Regions from separate parts of the Mus musculus genome. Here all the other regions are linked to region 1. A link is a loop called in an ENCODE intact Hi-C map of the cell type or tissue named here. Cell type or tissue: heart. All regions are shown on one strand.

The links. Hi-C counts contacts between places; a loop is a spot of excess contacts. Peaks named below come from ENCODE experiments on the same cell type or tissue, not always from the same donor. Only the 100,000 strongest peaks of a DNase experiment are listed, where the experiment ranks them.
Region 2: it touches region 1 in a loop (2.9-fold over the local background); 16 of 42 quality-filtered maps call a loop at or near these places.
Region 3: a loop joins it to region 1, with 2.7 times the contacts of the local background. A loop is called at or near these places in 5 of 42 quality-filtered maps.

The regions. Positions count from the first base shown.
Region 1 is chr10:44,456,002-44,464,001 of GRCm38, forward strand. It overlaps Prdm1 (PR domain containing 1, with ZNF domain), which reads right to left and starts at 2,747. Exons shown (of 7, transcript NM_007548.4): 1 at 2,466-2,747; 2 at 624-869. The coding sequence starts at 2,507. In heart, CTCF peaks have their summits at 2,671 and 4,305; DNase peaks (open chromatin) are centred at 1,320, 2,800 and 4,300; H3K4me3 peaks cover 3,461 bases; H3K27ac peaks cover 1,315 bases; H3K27me3 peaks cover 3,366 bases.
Region 2 is chr10:44,752,535-44,760,534 of GRCm38, forward strand. No RefSeq gene overlaps it. Among named protein-coding and RNA genes, the nearest start is that of 4930431F10Rik, 18 kb to the left of the region's middle. In heart, no CTCF peak of the experiment used is centred here; no DNase peak of the experiment used is centred here; H3K27me3 peaks cover 3,318 bases.
Region 3 is chr10:44,626,040-44,634,039 of GRCm38, forward strand. All of the region lies in intron 2 of Gm35154 (a long non-coding RNA gene), which reads left to right. Among named protein-coding and RNA genes, the nearest start is that of Gm35154, 31 kb to the left of the region's middle. In heart, no CTCF peak of the experiment used is centred here; a DNase peak (open chromatin) is centred at 4,612; H3K27ac peaks cover 684 bases.

The sequences.
Region 1 (8,000 bases):
ATCAGGTGCTCCTCAGGTGTTCTGTGTCTTTGATACAAAGAGTGTACCCACTTCAGAAGCCATAAAACATGGACCTGCCGGCCTGGCCCAGGCCAGGGAGCTGCCACAGGTAAAGGGTGGTTAGTGAAGTCATCCTGACAGAGGACACTTTTACGTGACCCTCTTCCTGGTTAATGCCATCTCTTCAGTTCATAAACACGTCAAGGTTTTGAGAATAATTTTAGAAACCCAGCTAATAAAGCTGGCTCGTTAAAAGAATAAAGCCATCTCATGAGCAGAGGAAAAACTTCTTTTTCTAAGGAAGTTTCTTTCCTTTAAAACTGTCATCCAAGAGGGCCAGGGGGTGAAGCACTGAGCCCTTTACCATGCTGCCCACCAGTGCTGCCAGTTAGCTTTCCCAAGACATGTCAACTTGCCAAAAAATTTAACTGTTTACTAATTAGTATAGGACAGCTGAAGGGAGGAAGAAATGAATAGGAATTGGTTTGAAGAGAAAGCAAGGAAAACAGCCACTGGAGCGATCAATTATTTGCCAATGCATATAAATTCTCACGGTTCTCAGAGATAGTAGTAGGAGAGCTGGCCCAATTGCCAGTCAGACTTCAAGAAGGCAGCCGGCTTACCTCTTTGCTGTTGTTGGCAGCATACTTGAAAAGCAGGTTCCTTGGTAAGGATGCCTCGGCTTGAACAGAAGTACCCCCGTCAGCGCCGGAATCCCAGGGGTGGTCGTTCACTATGTATGTACACTTCTCTTCAAACTCGGCCTCTGTCCACAAAGTCATATCAGCGTCCTCCATGTCCATTTTCATGATCCCAGTCTCTGCCAGTCCTTGAAACTTCACGGAGCCGGAGCTAGACTTGGGGGCAGCCTGGAAGAGAAGGGAAAGGCTTTTAATCCCCATTGTCCGGCGCTCCTGTGCCTCCCTCTTAGAGGCTATGACTAACACGGTGCTCTGAAGACTTTAAAAGCTTGGAGTACTTGTACAGTTGAGTAAGAGTCCAAAGCCGTGTAAAGTAGACTGCCTTGAAGAAGCACGGTTTTAAAATGCAGCCTTTGGCTGAAAAAAAAAAAAAAAGCGTATATGTATATGTTAACCTCATCGGGAGAGAAAGAACAGCTACCTTTGAACAATCCTTGGCTTTATCACTCAAGGCAGAAATGTGTTGTGGGCGCTGCTGCGTCCTGTGTCCCGGGACGCCCGGGGTCATGGCCGCCAGACCCTCAGAGCTGTGGAAAAGCTGTCTCAGAGAAGTGTCACAAACAAGGGGAGGAAGAGGCAGGGGCGCTGCCTGCGTCTGAATGAAGCTAAAAATGGAAAACACGTGTGGTGCAGGAGCGGAACCCAGTCTGCCTTTTCCAAATGGGGAAAACTGAACTTTCCCACCAGCTCCCTAGCGAAGCAACTTTCAAAACAACTAGGTCCCCTCCCTCTGCCGCGCGCGCGCGCGCGTTCAGTCTCTTTCATCCTCCAGCAGGCAAGCCTGAGAGGGGTTGCATCCTGCCAGCATCCTTGAGTACCAGCCTTCCCGAGCTCCCATGGACCACAGGAAAAGAAAAATTGGGGAAGAGGGAAACACCCAGCAGTTTTGTTTGTTTTTTTAATCCGTGGGCATCTCGAGCCAGATAGAAAAATTAAAAACAAAACATATTAAAAAAAAAGTCAATAGAATTCCCTGAAGAGAATTCCTTTAGGAGCCCTCAGCCACAAATAGCACTTTCTATTTAAATGTGAAAGTGCATGAATTCCCAGAAGTCACTGAAGTGGCACAGTTTACTGTAACTAAAGTTATACAGAAGACTTGGGGATCCTCCTCTTATCTGCCCTCGGAAAAAGTCCTTTCCAAAGAGGAAAAGCAAGAAAGATAAAACAGCCTCTGCAACGTATTCCCACATAGACGCCGCAGATAAAAATTAGGAATAAGGATAACCATGTTAGAACGCGCGCTTGTGAAAATGTAAACACAGTACAGCGGGAGTCCCTCTCCGGAGCTGGTCTTTACAATTCGTCCCTAGATAGGACGCTCCGAGAAGGGGAAAGATGCTTACTTGTCCTTGTCCCGGGTACAACTTAAACTATCTCATTCTTATTTAGTTCCAACATGTAAGGTCATGTGGAACAAACGATGTTAAATACAAGTGAAAACCTAAGTCAACCCGGGATAGTTACAGTAATGTAAAGGCAGCGAGTGGCGAAGCGGACAAGAACCACTACTGAAATTTCAGTGAATTGACAATTATGTCTAGAACTGAAAGGGTTAATGATTCATACGGAGGAAAAAAGTCTTCTAAATGTTTGACAGTGCTCCGCGTACTAAAACAGAAGCGCTGGTTTCTACTGAGGCTTCATTCTTTTTTTTTTTTTAAAAGGGGGAGGGGGGAGAAAAGAAAAGTTAAAAAAAAAAGGAAGAAAGAAAAAGGGATAAAAGGTTTCAAATCGTATTAAAGACAGAATCTGGTTCCTTACCAAGGTCGTACCCACACGTTTTTCCAAGAGAAGATCCAACATCTGAGATAAGCCTCTCTCATGTCCACCCAGTCCACATCCTCCCGCGTCCCTGCCGGGCTGAGCAGTACTGACGCGCACCTCGGCGGTCCCTCCTTTTCTACGGCCGCGGGCCGGGCTCGCTCCGGGCGGACAGGTGCTGCGCGCTGCTCTTGCGTCTCCGCGACACTGGAGGGCCGAGTGTCACTGCAGCAGTGTCTGTGCGAGCGAGCGAGTGAGCGAGCGACTGACTACTCTTCCCCCTCCCTGCCCTGCCGCAGACTTCTTTACCAATACTGACGGTCTGATTCACTCCTACCAGCCGCCGCGATGGGGGCGTGGCCGCACCTGGCCAGCCCAGCCGTGCAGCGTGGGGTTCAGGGCTTCCCCCCACCGACTGCGACCCGCGGCAGCTTCCTCTGTTTGCAAATGGATTTCAACAAGGACTGGGAATCTTCTTACTTCCCTTTGCAGGCGCTTGCCCTCCATGTTTACCCACACTACGATTGTATTCTAAGTCCTCCGGATCGCTAGCTTCCTGTCGCGGCAGAGCGGGGCGGGGTGGGGGACTCCTCCTCAAAAGAAAACCCTAGTCACCTAAACTCGGTGTCTCAATTACAGGATCCGACGTACTTCGAAGGAAAGAGCTAAAGTATTTTGGCAGCACATGCAATACAATTTCGCTGTGTAGTCCTGGAGTCATTGCCAATGAAATAAATATTCTAAGGCGGTTCTCCTCTAGTATTAAACGTATAGGATTTCATTTCTCCTGCTAACTGAATACATTCAGCTTAGGTAGACCTAACTTCCTCCTTTCGACCATTTGGAAATAGGGAAACAGGAAAAAGTTATAATCATATATACTGGTTTTGTTGTCCCTGCCTCTCATGCCCAAACCCACAGCCAGGCTTCCGAGCGTGTGCGTACAATGGAGAGTAGGAATGCTTCCCAGTTAAAAAGGGGATGTTGGGCTGGGGGCAGTGAGTGGAAAGCTGTTGGAGGCAGTAATTAGTGGGGCTCGTTCTGAGCCTGGCCGGCTTTTCCTTCAGCCCCAGTCTGTCTTCTGGAGAAGGAAGGACATCCTGTGATGATGGCATACAATGTCCTGTTTGTTTATTATTAAGAGCGTGGACCTTGCATTCCTGCTTCTCATTACAAAACAAACCAGATGCGGTACTTCCTTCAATGGTCTTTTGCCTTCAGCAGGGATCCTCCAATTCACAGAAACAATGCTGCTAAGGGCCCATTTATAGCCAGCATCCCATCACAGCGACTTTTTAGATCACAGAAACTCAAGTCTTCCCCTTATCTTGCTTGCCTCATCGCAGGTTCCCCTCACCCCCACCCCCATTTTTAAAAATCATCTCTCCCAAAAGTTTACGATGTGGTATCTTTTCTAGTATTCTAAACACACGGGGCATACACACCCACCCACATCCAGATCCACACCCACATTCACACACCCAGACCCAACCTAATGATACCAACTTAGTCATACAATGAAGTGGACATTTGAGTATTTGTTTACAGGAAGAAATGAAACACAGCAAAACAAAAGCCCAACTCAATCATAAAGACAGGCTTGTTCTTCTGTTTTCCTTTCAAGAAACTTTCCCAGAAAAATTTTTTTGGGGGGGAGGGGTGTGTGGAAGGTATCACAGAAAATGATATGTGCATCTAAAAAATCCTTCTACAATTTATGTAGTTCGGAACAATCAAATTTATACCGGGGACAAGAGTAGAATACACTGGGGGGGGGGGGGGGGGTTGTAGGTCCACCTGTTATTTCATTTTCTGCCAGAGGGGGCGCTAGCACCAAGAAGAAACAGGCTGTTAGCTTGCTCTTGTGCCAGGGCTATATACAGAGAAACCCTGTCTCCAAAAACCAAAAAAAAAAAAAAAAAAAAAACCCAAAAAAACCAAACCAAAACAAAACAAAAAAACCCGAATGAACAATTCTTAAGAGTTCTCAGAAAGGTCCAAGTGATAATTAAACAAAAGAAATCCAGCCTCCTGCAGAGGGTTTATTAACCGATGCTGAGTCAGCACCACTATGGACAGAAAAACAATGTAGTCATCTCAGGGTCTGGCCTGCTGCTAGCTGTCTCCACTGCACAGCAGTTAACACGGTTTACCCTGCTTTCCTTTCATGAAAAACTTTGCTCTTGGGGCACAGATACCATGTAAGTGTCAGTGATTCCACCACTGTGGTGTAAAGAAAGAAGCAAAGGGTGGCAGTCAGAGTGGGAAGAGGGCTATTTTAAGCCAAATGTTTGCTTTAATGACTGGAAGATGCCTGTGAATCAACTCATGGTTAATTAATATCAGCCTGGGCTCACCTTCCGAGGTGGCGAAATAGGCTTGAGTCTAGGGAGGACGCAAACATCAAATATCAGTGTGAGGCTCATCCAGGCAACCCTAAAATTAGTTCCAGGTGTTCCAGCTGTGCTGGACAAAGCCATAGGTGAAACCATCAGGAAACAAAAAAACAAAAAACCAAAAAACCAAAAAAAAAAAAAAAAAGGGATAGAGCATCATTGGAGTATAATATCCTTGAAGTATTTGCTCCAGGACAAACGAACACGAGATGAGGGGGAAACAAAACAAACAGTTCCAGGCCAAGTTCTGATGCTGACGGTGGTAGTTAAGGAGAGATAGTGGTATAAGCTAAGATGAAGGGCAAATTCATATTATAGCACTTAGGTAGCGTCCAGAGCAGAACAGCTAAGCAGGGCCTGACTGTGGGCTGAGCGCCACCCAGCACCCTCCAAAGGCTGGAGCCCCGCACTCCCGGATGTGGACACTAAAGCTAGGAGACCAGGAGGTGCTAGTGCCTGTGCACAGCACAAAGAACTGAAGTGGCCATGGTCTGGAATCCTAAGTATTAAAATATTCCTTCTAGGAGCTGGAGAGATGGCTCAGTGGGTAAGAACACTGACTGTTTGTTCTTCTGAAGGCCCTGAGTTCAATTCCCAGCAACCACATGGTGGCTCACAACCATCTGATGCCCTCTTCTGGGGTGTCTGAACACAGCTACAGTGTACTTACTTACATATAATAAATAAATCTTTTTTTTTTTTTTTTTGTTTTTTCGAGACAGGGTTTCTCTGTATAGTCTTGGCTGTCCTGGAACTCACTCTGTAGACCAGGCTGGCCTCGAACTTAGAAATCCGCCTGCCTCTGCCTCCCAAGTGCTGGGATTAAAGGCGTGCGCCACCACCGCCCGGCAATAAATAAATCTTTTAAAAAATATTTCTTCTAAGCAACACGCTGGATACAGTTTTGGTCGGTTTTTTTTTTTGTTGTTGTTGTTGTTGTTTTTTGTTTTGTTTTTTCATTTTCTCCAGTGTCAGGACACCCCAATCTCAGCAGCTGTCTTCATTCATCTGTGAAATGGTAGCCCATCACAATCCCAATAGCTATGTTCTCTGAAAGCCCCGTCCCTTTCTTTTGATGCATCAGCAAACCCACCATTCGTTCAGTTTCAGCTCCTGGGCCAGGTTCCCCGCCCCTTTAGTCTTTGGGTAGGTTGGGAATCACTCTGTAGGCGGCCAGATGACTATGAGCAAAACGACTATAGTAGCTGCTATTGCGGCACGGAGGGAACCTGAGCACCAAATCTGGAGACTGGACTCCACTTGGGCTTAAAAAAGTTTTTTTCCCCTAAGGAAAGTAAGAAAAAAAAAAAAGGGATAAAATATGCTCAAGATGAAACGGGTTTTCATTTTCTAATTCAACTCCTGCTATAGCCAAACAAGGTCAATGACAGGCTAACCACATCAATAGATCACCCCCCACCCTCTTCCCCACTCCCTACTCACCCACCCACCCTCAACCCCCCACACCCATTTCCCACTTCCTGTAAGCTAGGCATCTTCATGCTGGTAAACATTTGGGGACCAACTGTAAGCCTGAGCCTTAGAGAGGGGCACTGTGGCTTCGAAGCCCTCCCACATGTCTCAAAGCCGGGCTGAGAACTGGAGGGGCACTTGGCTTTTAAACTTTAACAGCCTTTTCAACTCTAGTCAACCGGGCTTGGCTTCTCTGGGCTGCCTTCCATTTTTAAAAGCCGGACAAGAAGAGCAAGTTATGTGTGTGAGTGAGAGAGAATGTATGTATGACACATGCTGTGTTACAACGCCGCGTGTGTGTCATGGGTGTGATATGTGTATGATATGTTTCAATGGTGTGTTAAATCAATCTAAAAATAGCATAAGCTTCCTTTGCGTGACACATAACTCACCCCTCCCCCCAACTAGGACAAACATTGTCAGGGCCTAGACTTGGGAATGGTGATCCTAGCGGCCTGTGGGATGGTAGAGGATGATGTCACTGTTTTGACTTCCTAAAGAAGAGAAACAAAGATTAAGTAAATTAAAGCAGAGCTCTCTTCTCGTAATGTAACAAAGATAAGCACTCTCCTAAGGTCGGTAAAAACTTTCAAGATGGCTGCCATGTCAGGATGCCTCAGCATATTTTGGTCCTGTCACAGTTCTGGTTTTATCTGATTATCCACATACTTTTAAGTTATTTATTCAGTTGAACATCCACCAACTTAACAAATAGTGCCAACAGTAACCATCGTGTCCCTGGCAAACGGGGAAAACCACTGTGGGTTTCTAAGATCTGATTGCCTTTCTAACTATGTTTTTATTATAGTGATTCAGACATGAGAGGGATCTTAACTCCTGAAAAAGGCTGTGGGAAAAGCAATCATTTCTGAACCCAGAAGACATCTATCCTGAATTTGGTGGGAAAAGGAATGAGCCTGAACTAAGACGAGCCAGGGCAGGGATGCTTAGGGAGAGAGAGGCAGCAGGGCAGGTGCACGCTCATGGGCACTTTCCTTGAAAAATCTTCTCTCAGAGTCTGAGGGAGGAAGGATAGCTTCCACATCAGTGAGAGCCTGGGACCAAAGTACACCTCTCTCTTTCAGTGAGAGGAGAGGCCTCACAGCAAGGAGAAAGGCTCACAGTGGAGAGAAAAAGACATCGGTGTACACAAAGCCTTGGGCTCAATTCCTAGCACAGCACAAAGCAAACAAAGTAACATACGCCTATAATCTCCACCTGGGGGTGTTGAGGCAGGAAGATAAAAAATTGAAGGTCATTTTCAGCTACAAAGCAGGTTAGCCTAGCATAGAGGCTCTGTCATGGAGGCAAAAGGGTGTGTGTGTGTGTGTGTGTGTGTGTGTGTGTGTGTGATGACTACGCCTCATCCTTTCTAAGGGAAGATTGCAGATGGTAGAGGATGTGTCTCTGTGTGTGTATGCATGCATTTGCTTGATAGTACATATGTGCACTCAATTTCTCCAGGAGTTAGAAGCAGATAAAGAGAACTAAAGAAGTAGTCATGAGTTCTAGAATCACTGACCCCTGTCCCACACATAAATTCTGCTCCAAGGGGTGTAGTTCTTTACCTGAGCTGAATATCAGATTTAAGACAAAACCCCATTTCCCTGCCAGGTAAGCTGTGGACCAGCTTTGCAGAAGCTTAGGACGCACATGCTTCCTGGCT
Region 2 (8,000 bases), 300 kb after region 1:
CTCTAATTCCCTACAGAGTTTTATTTTTAAAGCCTTTGTACAAGACAGAATGACCAGAGAAGAGCTAGGGTTTGTTTTTTTTTTTTTTTCCTTAAAGGGGTTTGAAGTTTGTTTGCTTAACAAAGTGTTTGCAGTCATAATTAGGTTGCATATTAAAGTTCAAAACCAACTCATGTTGGAAGTGACTGAAAATTGTTACCATCTGATGGCTTTGTGGGCAGAACTCTCACAAACGACACTGCACGCACCGAGGCATAAAGGCCGGTTTCTGGGTATGGCCCCAGGAGGCTTGCAGAGTCTGGGCAACGCTCAGACTGCAGATTTCCCAGGGTGGCATCATGGGTCTTAAATCTAACTGTCACAACATAATGGCTTTGTTCTGATGCAGCCATGCCTAGGGGATTTGGCTTGCTTTTTCATACTTTCATCTCGTGTCTTATCTATCGGTGGAAACACAGAGGTCACAACAGTTGTAATTTCTGAGGAAGTTCTTTAACACTCACAATGGAAAATCCTTCTCAATGCCAGGCTTCCTGAGAGAGAGCAAGGGAGAGAGAGAGAGAGAGAGAGAGAGAGAGAGAGAGGGAGGAAGAGAGAGAGAGAGAGAGAGAGGGAGGATGAGTCAGCTATGCCTCTGTTGCGTTGAAAGGCAAAACTGTGTTTAATTTTAACAGTGCCCTACTTCCATCTCAGCCAGCATATGAAGCTGATTTGGGAATAGAAAGAAGAGTTTTATATGGTACTTTTCAAACATCTTGCCCCCAGCAAGAACCCAAGTGTTTCTGAGAGAGAAATCTTGCTATCTGCCACACCTCCATCTTTTATTTCTTCATAGAAGGACTGGACAGTCCAAGTTGTCTCTTCTGATGGTGAGCATTCCACAAGAACAAAAGCCTACTAAGTGCATGCTGGGATGCAGGAGTTGGTACAGATGACCAGGGTGCTTGGAACTACCACACACGTGATACTGGAGGGATTCTTATGTTCAACTAAAGCTCTTGGACCCAGGTTTATATGCAGTAGGAGGAAGACTGCATTTCTTCCTTTCTTTAAGGAGCTTCCATATGAAATTCACAACTGAACTTGGACCAGGTTTAAGGATGAATTTTGATTGTGAACTCATTCATTTCCTGAGCATTAGTCTGTCCCTCTTAACTCTTCTAGGACATACATACATGCCAACACATCCATGCTGCTTAATAACATAAGAAGTAGAATCTGAGTAGGAAAACAGTCCAGGATAATGACGAAAGAAGCCACCGAGGATTTGGTTTTGTGATCCAAAGCAGGCAATAATTACAAGACAAAATAGAAAGAATTACAAAATATTAGACTGACTTTATAATGGGCAGTGTGTGTGTGTGTGTGTGTGTGTGTGTGTGGTGTGGGAATCACAGCACACTTTTGAAGGTCAGAGGATCACCTGAGAGTGTTGGTTCTCTCCTGCTACCATATGGGCCCCAGGGTTTAAACTCAGGTCATCGGACTTGGTGACTAGCACCTTTACCCACTGAACATCTCACTAGCATTAAAAAGATTTTAAAAACTTTTCTGAAAGTTACTTTTTGGATACCTATTTAAATGTACATCACAAGCAAATATTTTACTGACCACTTTATAAATGAGTGTTGTCCTGTTCCCTTCAGAGCCTATGATAACATTTGGAGAAAAGCATTAAGTAGACAATGTCCATTCCATCACTGTGCACAGAGCCCCCCTCCACAGTGAAGATAGCAGATGTATCATTTTAGCCAGAAAACCGAACTAATCTGGACCAATGCTGTTACAGTACAGGCTCGTTTATAGAGTGACCCTATTACCCATGAGCATTTGCAAGCCATCAGGATCTACTAGGATATAGTAGCATAGCCAAGGAGAACACTCAGCCCAGTATCTACAGTGAGGCAATATCCTTACTCCACTGAAGGTTTGAATGACAAGTGGAACTGTCTATATGCTAAAGCAAAATTTATGACCCTGTTTAACATGTTTGAGACTTAAATTTTTATTTCTTTCTGATCTGTGGCTCCATGACCCTTATTTATAAAATGTGTATTCTACATAATCAAAATATTTTTAAAAAGAAACAATTCTCAGAAGTTTAAAGATGGATGATTGAGATGATCTGTAAAAGGCTGGTCCCGACATAAAGCATGTACGGCCCTTACATGTATACCAGAACCCATGCCAAATTTGCTTATTTAAACCTGAGATAGAAACAAACTCTGTTGTTACAAACAGGCACTCTAGGTTATCACTTTTGTGTCTAAAGAGTCTGAGGGTAAGGACACACATACCAGTCCCTGGTGTAGCATGTTGTTTATCCAGAAAGACTGGCTGACTGGCAGGGAGGGAGTCGCATGCCAGATGAGTCCAGGGATGTACAAAGACTCAACTCTCGAATTCAATCAAGAAGGAATCATTCAATAACTCCGTGTTAAACTCCAGCCATGGGTACAGAGCAATGGGGAGTGTGTGAAATTAATCCAAATGGAAAAAAGAAATCTATTGCAGACTGTCAATGAACTGAGCAAGTCATCAAACAAGCAGAAAGAGGAGGCGTTACCTTCTCATAACTCACAGAGCCAAGTGAATGTTTACACTGTCACATGTAGTAGAGTTTGTTCCTCTCCCCTCCTTAAGCAATGTTTTGTGATGATTCTTTATCAGTTTTGGTCTCTTTTGTACTTGGGATTGTCCTTACGAAATGGCACCTACTGTAGTTATATCAGCACTCTATGGCTTAGGGTATATTCTGATTGACCAATGCCTGTACTACAGTAATTCAGAAGCCTATTAAATATCACCACAGCCTTCTAATATTAACAATAAGTCACACTTTCAGCATTAAAAAAGACTGACTGTGTTAGAATCCAAAAGGAATCTCCTATCCATTCACAGCTCCCACTTTGTACTACTCAGTCCTGACACATCTCGCTTGTGTGCCGTGACTCATTACTCTGTCAGTCTCTCAAAGGAACAACAGACTTGGCAGTGGGCCCATCTGTTTCTCTCCTAGGATTGTCTTTTGGTGAGAGAGCTGTTGCCAGGGTTATCATAGCGTGTTACATCATCCGAGGTGTTAATAGTCTCAGAGACCTGCAGTACAAACATGGATGTGACCTTGCCACTGTTTTTCTACCGTATCATTTCTGCCGCTTGGCTACACTCAACTCTAGCCACACAGAGAAGGAGACAGGGTGAGGGACAGGGACAGAATAAGCCAGGCAATAGACCATCTGCAGGGTCAACAGCCCAGCTGAGGTCCCCTCCTTCACAGGGCCTATATTGAATGCTCTGGGTAGGTTCTTAAACTTCTTCCAATAAAAGAGGCTGGACACTCTCCATCCCAGCAGAGTTCTAGCTATGAATTCATTTCTGTCCATTGGATTTACTCACCAGGAGTTTTGGAAGACAGAAATCATATTGGTGTCAACAGCAAAAAGGTTTCAGGCGATTATTTCAAACAAGCAAAAGGAGAAACATGGAGTCTTCCCCCTGTGATATTTCTGAGTTCACTTGCAGCTTTCCTAAAGGAAAAGAGCCTTGAGCTATAGGTCCTGTGGCAGCCTCCAAGGACAAGCACCTCTGCTGGAACTTTCTGTGCCACTCTAGCTGTTATTCCTGGAATCCAGCTTCCTCTGCTGTTCATAAACATTTGCAAGCACCTGTATTGACTGATGTAGGGGTTTGGTGGTGGTGGGTGGTTGAGTTGGTTGTTTTTAGGGTTGTTTGGGTTTTTTGTTTGTTTGTCTGTTTTTTGGTTTGGGGGTGTTTTTTGTTTTTGTTTGTTTGTTTGAGACTCCTGATGAGGTCACACTTCCCAAAAGGATCTCCAACTTTGGTATTCCCCTAGCAGGGAATAGTCTTCTGAGTGATTGCTTGCATGCCAGGCCAGCCTCTGCTGCTGCTGCTGGGATACTCACACCCACATGCATAGACCTTCCAGGAAAGAATTTGATAGTAATTCCATACACCAAGAAATACAGGAATAAAAATGGGGTGGGGCAGGGAGTGAGAGAGGAAGAGGAGAACAAAGAGAACCAAGGAGGACCAACAGGACCAAGAGAGCTTAAAGGGCAAGCTGTGAGAGGAAGAGGTGAGGGAGGAGGAGGTGGGGGAGGAAGAGGAGGTGGAGAAGGAGGAGAAGCAGCAGACTAGCAGGTTTATATAGGAATCAGAAGCTCGGGTGAAACCTCTGGGCTGGAGAGGTTTGGGAGTTGCATAGGTAGGGGAGAGAAAAGCAGAGAGGAGCCACAGCTACTGAGTAAGCCTGGGCCAGAGTAGGCTTTGGAATGCTAACAAGCTCTTCAGTTAGCCCTTTGCCTGGTTGTCCCAGATTTCTTTGGGACCTGACAATACACACTAACTTTTCCTTAGGATGTTCATTGTGGAGAGTCTGCGCTGGCGGAGTGGGATTGGGGAAGAGAGTGAGGTAAGATGTCAGGATCCTCTCCTGGAAAGACCTACGTGTTCTTACAGGCAGTTCTTGTAAAGGTGTTCTTCATTTTGAAGTGAGAAGACATAACCCTGTCCTCTAACAGTGCCCCTCAAAGAAGATCGGCCTCAGGTTAAGACTGTCTCCTTGGGAAACTCTGCAGAAGGGGCTTCAACTTTCTCTTTCAAGGTAGAAGTAGCTGGGATCTGTACTAGTCAGCTTTGAAACCCTGCTGACCCTGACCAGAATGGGAGGTCTCCTTTGGCATGCAATTTTCCAGACCAGAGGCCAGGGCTCTTCTTTGAAGAATTCCTGGAGCAGGGGGCTGGGGGTGGGGGACTGGTAGCCAGCCAGTCATGTAGTTACCAAGGTGAGAGTCTCTGCAGTGCTGGGTTAAACCCAGCATGGGGCAATGTTCTAATCTATACCATGATTCTTTTTCTTTTATTACTTTTATTTTTTAACAGTGAAGCCATTGCCCCTCCCTGTTCCCCTTCTACAGTTCCTTATCCCATTCTTTCTCCCCCTGTCTCCAAAAGAATGCCCCCCCAACACACACACACACACACACACACACACACACACACACACACACACTGTCTCACTGAGACCAGACCAGGCAATCCTCTGCTATATATATTGGGGGTGGGAGGTGGGGAAGAGTGGGACTAGCTCTTGAATGCTGCCTGGTTGGTGGCTCAGTGTCTGAGAGATCTCAGTGGTCCAGGTTAGTTGAGACAGATGGTCTTCCTATGGGGCCACCCTTCTCCTCAGCTTCTTCTAGCCTTTCTCTAATTCAACCACAGGGGTCCTTTATGTCAGTCCAATGGTATCTGCATCTGTCTCAGTCAGCTGCTTGTTGGGACTCTCAGAGGACAGCCAGTAGGCTTCTATCTGTAAGAACACCATAGCCTCAATAATAATGTCAAGCCTTGGAGCCTCCCTTGAGAAGGATCCCAAGTTGGGCCTGTGACTTGACCTCCTTTCCCTCAGTCTCTTCTCCATTTTTGTCCCTGCAGTTCTTTTAGACAGGAACAATTCCGAGTCAGAATTTTTGACTTTGGGATGGCAACCCCATTCCTCAACTTGATGCCCTGTCTTTCTGTTGGAGGTAGACTCTGAGTTCCCTCTTCCCACTATTGGGCATTTCATCTCAAGTTCCCTTTAAGTCCTGAAAGTATCTCACCTTCCAGGTCTCTAGTACTTCCTAACCACCCCGCTCCAGGTTGCATATTTCTATTCCTTCTGCTGGCCCTCAGGGCTTCTTTCCTGTCTCTCCTCCCTGCCCCATACCTGACCATATCCACCCTTTCCCCTACTCCCCTCTCCCACCCAGATCCCTCTCTCCCTCTGCCTCCTGTGATTATTTTCTTCTCCATCCCAAGTGGGATTGAAGCATCCTTGTCTCCAAACACTCACTTGGGCCCTTCTGTAGGCTAACCTTATTGAGTTCTGTGGATTCTATCCTAGGTATTCAATACTTTTTGGCTAATAGCCACCTATTAATGAGTACATACCATGAATGTCCTTTTGAGTCTGAGTTACCTCACTCAGGATATTTTCTAGTTCCATCCATTTGCCTGCAAAAACCCATGATGTCTTCATTCTTAAAACTGCCTGGTATTGGTACATAAACAGACAGGTTGATCAAATGGAATAGAATTGAAGACCCAGAAATAAAACTTATGGACACTTGATCTTTGACAAAGAAGCCCAAAGTATACAATGGAAAAAAGAAAAGCATCTTCAATAAGTGGTGATCGTTTAACTGGCAGTCTGTATGTAGAAAAATGAAAATAGATCCATATTTGTCACCTTGCACAAAGCTCAAGTGTAAGTGTATCAAGGACCTCAACATAAAACCAGATACACTGAGTCTAATAGAAGAAAAAGTGGGAAAGAGCCTCAAACTCATTGGCACAGGGGAGAAATTTCTTAAACAGAACTCTAATGGCTCAGGCTCTAAGATCAACAATTGATAAATGGGATCTAATGAAACTGAAAAGCTTCTGTAAGCAAAAGACACTGTCAACAGGTCAAATCAGCAACCTCCACATTGGGGAAAAACTTCACTAACCCAACATCTGATACAGGGATAATATCCAAAATATATTAAGAACTCAAGAAGTTAACCTCCAAAAAACTGAACAGCCCACAAAAAATAGGGTATGGAGCTAATCAAAGAATTCACAACAGAGGAATCTCAAATGGCCAAGAAACACTTAAAGAAATGTTCAAAGTCTTTAGTCATTAGGGAAATGCCAATCAAAATGACTCTGAGATTCCACCTTACACCAATCAGAATGGCTAAGATCAAAAACTCAGGTGACAAAACATGTTGGTGAGGATTTGGAGAAAGAACACTCCTCCATTGCAAACTGGTACAACTGCTCTGGAAGTCTATCTAGAGGCTCCTCAGGAAATTTGAAATAGATCTACCTGAAGTCCCAGCTATACCACCTCTTGGTATAAAAGATGTCCCACCATACCACAGGGACACATGCTCCCCTATGTTCACAGCAGCCTTATTTGTAACAGCCAGTTGCTGGAAACAACCCAGATGTCCCACAAACGAAGAATGGATACAGAAAATGTGATTCATTTACACAATGCAATACTATTCAGCTATAATGTGACTCTTTACATGGTGTTTTTAACTCCATTTCGATTCCCAGTCTACACTTTGCCATTCTAAAAAAAATTCTGTCTTTTAAATTTCGTTTTTGTGATGTATATCCAAAACTTAGTGATAAAATCAGAGGCTGAACCCAATGGACAAGAGATCTTTACATTGTAGTAGTCATTTAAAAACAAACATGACTTTGGCCATCTCAAAGCAAAAGCCAAAGTACAGAACAAAACAAGAACAAATTCCAGGAAGGTTTGACTTTTTAAAAGAATAGAGCGGTGGAGTGTTAGGAGTGTTAACACGGTGGTAACTGTTTCCTAAAGTACCTGATGAGATTGGATTAGGCTGCAGAGTTGCCTTGCAGTTCTAACCACACATAGTTCTGAGTCAGCAGACCCCAAATGTTGAAAAATGAGTCCACATGGAGCTCAGCTAGGCTGAGGATGAAGCAAAGCATGCCCACGGATTCCACACTTCTATCTTCCCAGAATAGAACAAGCACTTGTTCAGCCAAGTCATCATTACCTGAACTTGGAAGCCAACAAAATTTCCTTCAGTAAGTGACCTGGTGATCTATGATTGTATCTAGTGAACAAAACCTTTCCTCTGTGTCATTTACCAGCCTGATGGTCCATCTTCAGCACTGAGTACTATTTCATTGGCTATATGTAGCTATAACTTATCAGTTCTATCATTCCCATTAGATGACATCTGGAAAAGACAAAATTACAGAAAAAATATCAAGACTTCTAGTTCCTAGCTGTTGTTAGCAGGGAGGTACGGAAGAATGAATGAATAGAATATATGGTTTTTTTAAGGGTGGCAAAACTCTTCTATGTATCACAATGGTAAATACCTGCCATCTTATATTTGTCAAGTTTCACCAAGAATAAATACTAAGGTATACTTTGAACTTGGGTAACATTAATATGT
Region 3 (8,000 bases), 170 kb after region 1:
TTTCCTTAAACGATCATGATCTTTAAAACCACCCATTTCTGCTTCAATACATCACTTTCACATCTTAGGAAGAGTAAAACGATTTAGGAGTTGGCAATGAGGTCACTCATGATGCAGCAATTCTCACATAAAGTTTCAGGAAAAGGGTTAAACCAGAAGAGATTCACTCACTTTATGAGCTAAGGGGATTTGGTTATTTATAGTCAAATACAGTATGTGTTAGCTAAATTTTACTATGCTTATCCCAATGTAATTTCGGTGAACTATTCCTTTAATATTCTTATTCCTAATTCTCACTAGACTAGTTTTTAAAACTAAAAATCGTATCAAGCGGTTCCCAAGGAAACTGGACATAGTACTACAGGAGGATCCCACAATACCTCTCCTGAGCATATATCCAGAAGATGTTCCAACTAGGAAGAAAGAAGCATGCTCCACTATGTTCGTAGCAGCCTTATTTATGATAGCCAGAAGCTGGAAAGAACCCAGATGCCCCTCAACAGAGGAATGGATACAAAAAATGTGGTACATTTACACAATGGAGTACTACTTAGCTATTAAAAAGAATGAATTTATGAAATTCCTAGGCAAATGGTTGGACCTGGAGGGCATCATCCTGAGTGAGGTAACACAATCACAAAGGAAATCACACAACATGTACTCACGGATAAGTGGATATTAGCCCAGAAACTTAGGATACCCAAGATATAAGATACAATTTGCAAAACACATGAAACTGAAGAAGAACGAAGACCAAAGTGTGGACACTTTGCTCCTTCTTAGAACTGGGAAGAAAACACCCATGGAAGAAGTTACAGAGACAAAGTTTGGAGCTGAGAGGAAAGGGTGGACCATCTAGAGATTGCCATATCCGGGGATTCATCCCATAATCAGCCTCCAAACGCTGACACCATTGCATACACTAGAAAGATTTTGCTGAAAGGACCCTGATATAGCTGTCTCTTGTGAGAGTACACTGGGGCCTAGCAAACACATAAGTGGATGCTCACAGTCAGCTATTGGATGGATCACAGGGCCCCCAATGGAGGAGCTAGAGAAAGTACCCAAGGAGCTGAAGGGATCTGCAACCCTATAGGTGGAACAACATTATGAACTAACCAGTACCCTGGAGCTCTTGACTCTAGCTGCATATGTATCAAAAGATGGCCTAGTCGGCCATCACTGGAAAGAGAGGCCCATTGGACACGCAAACTTTATATGGCCCAGTACAGGGGAATGCCATGGCCAAAAGGTGGGAGTGGGTGGGTAGGGGAGTGGGGGGGGGGGGAGGGTATGGGGGACTTTTGGGATAGCATTGGAAATGTAAATGAGGAAAATACCTAATTTAAAAAAAAAAGGAAAAAAAAAACGTATCAAGTGTGGCTCAGGGATGAGGCTGTACCCGGTGAGAAGAGATGACTCTCTTCCTCTCACCACCCACAGTCCTGACTCTTGACTCTTCTCTGTCCATGTGTTCTTTCTAGCTGGCTTTATTCCTTCACACCGTATTGTACATTGATGACTCTGATATATACTTATTCCCCAGCAAGCTCTTTCCTGTATCTTAAACCTGAATATATGGCAGCTGTCCAAACCTCAGCTCATCACCACAGACCAACCCAAAAGTTATTCCCCCAAGTCATCTCCCAGCACCTAAGAACCAAGGAACCACCCAAGCCAGGGCCTCTTCTGACGTACCATGATTGTGATCCAACCTTACAAGTTTGGCTCCAGCTCTGGTCTCCTCCATTTTCATGCTCATTGCCCTAGGTCTTACCCTGTTCTTGGGCAATAGTCTTCTATTTACTCTCTCTGCTTTCTGCTGGGCTTCATTATAATCAGCCTTGTTCTTCCCAGACCCATCTCTCCGAACCACATTTCGGATTAAGTGACTCTGTTGTGTTCTAAGTTCCTGTGATTCCACAAAAGCATGGGATGGAGTAGAGATTCTTTAGCATGGTGTTTAAGGCCCCCTGTTCTTTTCTTGTCTTAAGACATCTAGTTTTACCTATTCATCTATGCCATTTCTCACTATTTGGCTTTCTATTGATCAATATAGCTGCTTAGAATAGATTTTCACTTTTCCTGACGAATGTCTTTTTAACTTAATTGTTCTTCTTTTCATGTATGTGTGTTTGTATACATGTGGGCATATTTAGTGCACACATGTATGCATATATGTTCAGGCCTGAGGTTGATATCTGTGATTTTTCTCCACCATCATTCCTTCCATTTATCCTCTGAGGCAAAGTCTTTCAATCAAATCCAGAGCCCACCTTACCAATGTAGTTAGTGTCATTAGCTAGTAGAGATGCCCTACCTCTGCCTCTGATTCTGGAATTACAGGCAAGCATTCTCTTACTTGCATGGGAAGTGCTTTAATTATGAGAGACTCCTCAGCTCTCTTTGTATTTCTTAAAGCCCTGGCTAATGTCACTGAAGCCAAGACAACCTGATCCCCTCATCCCTGCCTGCTAAAACTTCTGCCTGGGTAAAGATAACTGTTTCCCCTTTTGTGTGTGTTTTCCGTATTGTGGTCTCTGCTCATGCTGTGATTATCACCTATCATTTTTATGTTTTATTGTTTTTTGCATGTTTATTTTATGTTTTCTGATCACTCTCCTCTACTGAACTATCAGCAGTCTGAACTTGGGGGATTTGTCTAGTTTGTGTTTCCATCCCACGAACTTATCACGGTCCCTTTAAGTTAGTAAGCATAGTTGTTGGGGTATTTATCATATAACTATACCAGTTAGTGGTCTCTGTAAAGACACTCATAAAGCTTGCTCCTCTGAAGGCTAGGGAGGAAGCTCAGTCAATAAAGCTTGCCTTGCAGTGCAAGGATCTGCATTGTGTCCTTCAGAACCAGGACAAGGCTGGTGTGGGGATGCTTGCTTGCAATCCCAGTCTGAGGGAGGCAGAAATGGGTCCATTCGTAAGGCTGCCTGGTAACTCACCCTAGTCAAATTGGCACATTCTAGGCTTGGGGGAACTCCTTCCTGTGGGGCAGGGTAGGGGTGGGAGTGGGGTGTAGGGAGTCAGAGGGTGGGTGGAATCTGAACTTGAAGTTGTCTTCTACCTTCCACATGCAACTGCATTTTCTCCCCTTTTCTTCCTCTTCTTCCTTTTCCTCCTCCTTCTCTTCTTCTTTTTCCCCCTCTCCCCCTTTCACACACACACACACACACACACACACACACACACACACACACACACACACACACACACACCATTCACTTTCAGGGAATGATACACAAAAGTTTAGATTCACATGGCTGAAGAATTAGAAGTCCATACTCATACAGGATAGTTTTCGAGAACTCACCTGCTTTTTCTACATTTTGAATTCCAAAGTTGTTATGCTTGCATAAAAATTATTTTGCCTTGGCAACTCTTCCTCAGTTCATCTACAAAGAATTACTGCTAACACGGGCAGTTGATTAGTGTAAGAAGGTGTTATGGTCTAATCTTTTTTTTTTCTTCAGGTTTGCTCTGACTACCCTGGAGTTTATTTGACTTTAGATTCATTTTATTTTATTTTATGTGAGTAAGTGTTTTGTTTAGTGCCCATGGGGATCCCCCTAGAACTGGAATTATGAATGGTTGTGAGCCATTGTGTGGGTGTTGGGAACTGAACCCAGGTCCTTTGCAAAAGCAGTGAGTGCTCTTAACAACAGAGTTAATCCTCCTCCCAAATTCTTAGGTTGAAATCCCAATTCCCAAGGTGATGGTATTAGAAGCTAAACTGGTCATGAGGGTGGAGCCTTCACACATGGGATTGGTATTCTGCTAAGAGGCCAGAGAGACAATCTTACCCTTTCTGCGGAGCTAAGATGTAAAGGCGCTGTCTGTGCTTTGAAAGTGGCTCTCACAGACAGAATCGTTCTATATCAGCATACATACCGTTATGTTAAATCTCCTCACTGCTGGAGTTGTGATGATATACTTCTATTGTTTGTAAGCTACCCAGTTGGTGGCAGTTTGATATCTCAGCCTTCAGGTAGTAAACCAGAAGGAGTTTCAAACATTTTGTGATTTAAATGAAAATTTCTATCCCTGTGAAAGTTAATAGCAACTCTAGCGTGTGATATAATACCAGAATTATATATGTGTGTATGCATGTATGTGTGCACATGTGTGCATATATGTATTTATGTGCATGTGTGCGTTTATGTGTGTGTATGTATGTATGTGTGTATTCCATGTCATGATAGCCTACCAGAGGCCTACACATACATGGTTTTATTCAGTTTAATCACTGTTTCCTGAGATTGGCTTGGCCTCACTCTCCCTAGCTCTGACTGAAAGTGGCTGGGACACTTCCTTCTCAGTCTATAGCCCAGGGGCTGGTACCAAGTAAAAGCAGGTAACTCACGAAGGAACCAAATGTAAGATCAAGTCCTACAACTGCCCAGCCCTAACCAAGGGCACAGAACTCACCACCAGTCTCTGGAGGAAAGCAAGGACATTAATCAATTTCCCCGGAAAATTTGAACTGTCTTTTCTGAAGCTTTTTAAGAACTGCATCTGAAGTTTTGGACAGCTTGCAGTGGAAGTTGTGTGGGGACCGCCTCCCGACTCGAGGCTGTTATTCTTCTGAAAGTCTATTTTGACCAAAGGAAATCCTGTTTCGCCAGCAGCACGGGCAGTGGCCCCGAGACGCAGTCTCAGGAGTGTTGTGAGGATACAGGCTCTCTTTAATCTCAGATTAAAAATATTTGATGTTTACAAGGTGTATTAGCGTAATTGGAATGCGTCTGCCTGTCTGCCAGCCTTCCTTCCACGATAGGACCTCATAATTAAAGAGCATCGCGTTCATGTGGCTGCCTGCATACCCTTTCATGGCTTCTTGTGAGCAGTTATGGTCAAGACCGTTACCCTAGGCCCTCGGAAAGCTCATTCAGACAGACACAGCTGTAACCAGAACAAAGGAAGAGGCCGCATTCCCTTAGAATCCTACCTAGTGCTCTGGGCAAAGTGGGAAACCAGACAAGTAAAACAGTGTATGAGAGGCGCATGGGGTTCCCAGACTGCTTCTGTGTGTGTGTGTGTGTGTGTGTGTGTGAGAGAGAGAGAGAGAGAGAGAGAGAGAGAGAGAGAGAGAGAGAGCATATGCATGTGTGTTGGGGGGGGGGGTCATGTCTTTAAATATATTCACAAGCCAAATATGAATGCGTGTATTTGCACATATACATGTCTGCATGTGTATATATGTGCCTGTATAAACCCACATGTATGTGTAGGCAAACATGTTATTTCTTCTCTCTTCCTGTTCTAAAAAAGAGTTGGTCATTTTTTTAAAAAATCTCTTTGTATGCATCTAATTCTATGGTAATTATGAACATACAGGTGTGTCCTTTACCTGAAAACACTTTTCAAGAGGGAAGACAATGTATGTGCCCTATGGAAGATCTGGATTAAGTCTTCCGGGAGTTCAGAGAAAAGATGAAACCTGCCAGGAAGACAAGAGGAGCAAAATTCAAATCGGAGAATACAATTCTTCCCTCGCGTAATAACAATATCATACATACCTCCCCCTGCAGCCCCCACCCCAAGCCCAAACAACCCAAACCAAAACAAGTGATAAGAGCTAAGATGAGCAGATCCCGTGTTGTTTCTGGCCCGACTGCTTTGGGGGTATTAAAGGAACTTTGTGAAAGTCTACTAGGGAAGTGAGGCAGAGGGTTTGTCCTCTTCAATTTTTTTAATCGCTTCAGCCCTGAGAACAGAACTATATACACAGTTTATGGAACTGAAACAGATCAAAATAACTTGTCAGCTGACCTGTCCTCATCACGTTGTAAACGGCGCAGGACAATCAGCTTCTGGACAGTTAGACAGAGTCGTCTGTCGTTCAGACATTGTTTTTAACAGTGTCAAAAGCACAGTGTTGTGATTCCTTTGGGTGATACACTTTCCTGGGATGAAAAGATTACTTTTCATATAGATATGGAAGAAGATGTCTGCCCTCATTTTGAACTTAAAATTGGTACGGCTTTACAAACAAGAACAACTCTCACCAGGGAGATGTTTTCCCAGTCTGCTGTCTGGGAGGAAGAGGCATACTGCAGGAAATGGACAATCTTGACCACTACACAAACAAATAGTTTCCTTACAGGCAACTCACCCTGACCCTAGATACGCACTACTCTCCGTTTTAGTTCTTCGGATGCACTTAGATATCTGCTACTTAAACAGGACACAGAAATCCTACTATCTTTCATGAGTGTTGCTTAAAGCTTTATTAAATTGCTTCATGTATAAATCAAGTCATGAGCAACCTTGGTTTCATTAATAAGAAGGGTGCACTACAACCAATTACCCTGCCTTCATTATAGACGTTCAAGAGGCAGGCAGGCTCTCTTTGATTTAGAGTTATTTATTTATGTATTTAATGCTTTCTCACTGTTCTCTACGAGTGCACGCGCGCGCGCACACACACACACACACACACACACACACACACACACACACACACAATACACTTAGTATTTCTTTATATTTGGGACCAGTAGCTTGCTGTATGCTCTGTAACATCCATCAGATAACCAGAAAACTAAGAACTTAGATTCCTTGGTGATATTTGGCATCAGTAAAAATGTGGAAGAAGCTAAGGGGGAAAAAGGCTGTAAATTTCATAAATTGTAGATCCTTGTCATTCTCTACTTCCTGCCTTGCTTCCTCGTCATTATTTTTTCTCCTAGGGATGTGTGGCACTGTTTGTGTTCACGTAGATGGCTGTGTGAAGTTTAAGGCAGTGACGAGATCGTAATGCAGACTTCTAGCTGAAGCGCACACTTTGAAGCAGTGTTCATGATTTACTTGTATTTCTTTCTTCCTTGAAAAAGAGTGATACATTCCCTCTCCCCTTTTTAGAAGTGAGGTTTTGTTGAATAATTGAGGCCTTAAGAAAAGTTACAACACACTGTCTTTAACATCCACAAGACTGTCTTTGCACGCAAACACTCTGTTGACGTCAGCAGATCTTGTGTGAAGTTCTTTTTTTTTTTTTCCTCCTATCTCTGGGAACTGGGCTATGGGGGTGGGAATGTCTGCAACATATGGACTGGACCTGGGATCTGTGGGTGAGTCGACTCTGACGCCATTTGGAATGTTAAAGTTTTCTAATAAAATTGAGGTTTCTATTATTTTCCTATAGGGCAAGAAAAAAAATGTATCCAGGATGACATTTATTCCAGTAACTTTTAAAATTCTGCCATTATATTTGAGAGACCAGCAGCTAGTTTATGGTTTATGAGAACTGGCCAGTGTTAAAAGATTTGGCATTTTGTTTTGGAAAACCATAACTGAGCTGAACTTATTAGAGCCTCTGAGGCTGATTTGTAAGCAGAGATAACATGTTTCTTTGAGTTGATGGTTCAGTGTAGCTGACGACATGGTCACAAACATTTACATCTTAAATTACAGTGTTTTCAGGGATAATGGGATGGATTGGTGGGCAAATTGTCTCTCCATCAAATCTTTATGACCTGAGTTGGTTCTTCATGACCCCACAGTGGAGAGAGAGAGAGAAAGAGAGAGAGAGAAAGAGAGAGAGAGAGAGAGAGAGAGAGAGAGAGAGAGAGAGAGAGAGAGAGATGTGACACTAACCTCTGCACACATGCTGTGGTAAACACACACACACACACACACACACACACACACAGACACTAAAATGAAATAAAACTAGTTTAAGAAAAATCTGTGGGCCGAAATATTTTTGGTTCGATTATTTGATATTTTTAATTTAATGCTTCTCAACCATTCACCTTTCTCGTGAAGGACATGAATTCACTTCTGCTAACATTGAACAATAGAATCATCTTTTGTGGTAACTAGACTCATTGCACTTGATTGGCAGGCTTTCCCTGCCTGTATTAGCTTGGGAGCAGTATAGCAATAAGTTTGACCTAGCGGAGAAGATAAGGGACAGAGTTGTGATGAGAACAGATATTCTCGGTTGTGTTTACAAGTGTCACTTTAATTGCAGTTTATAGAAG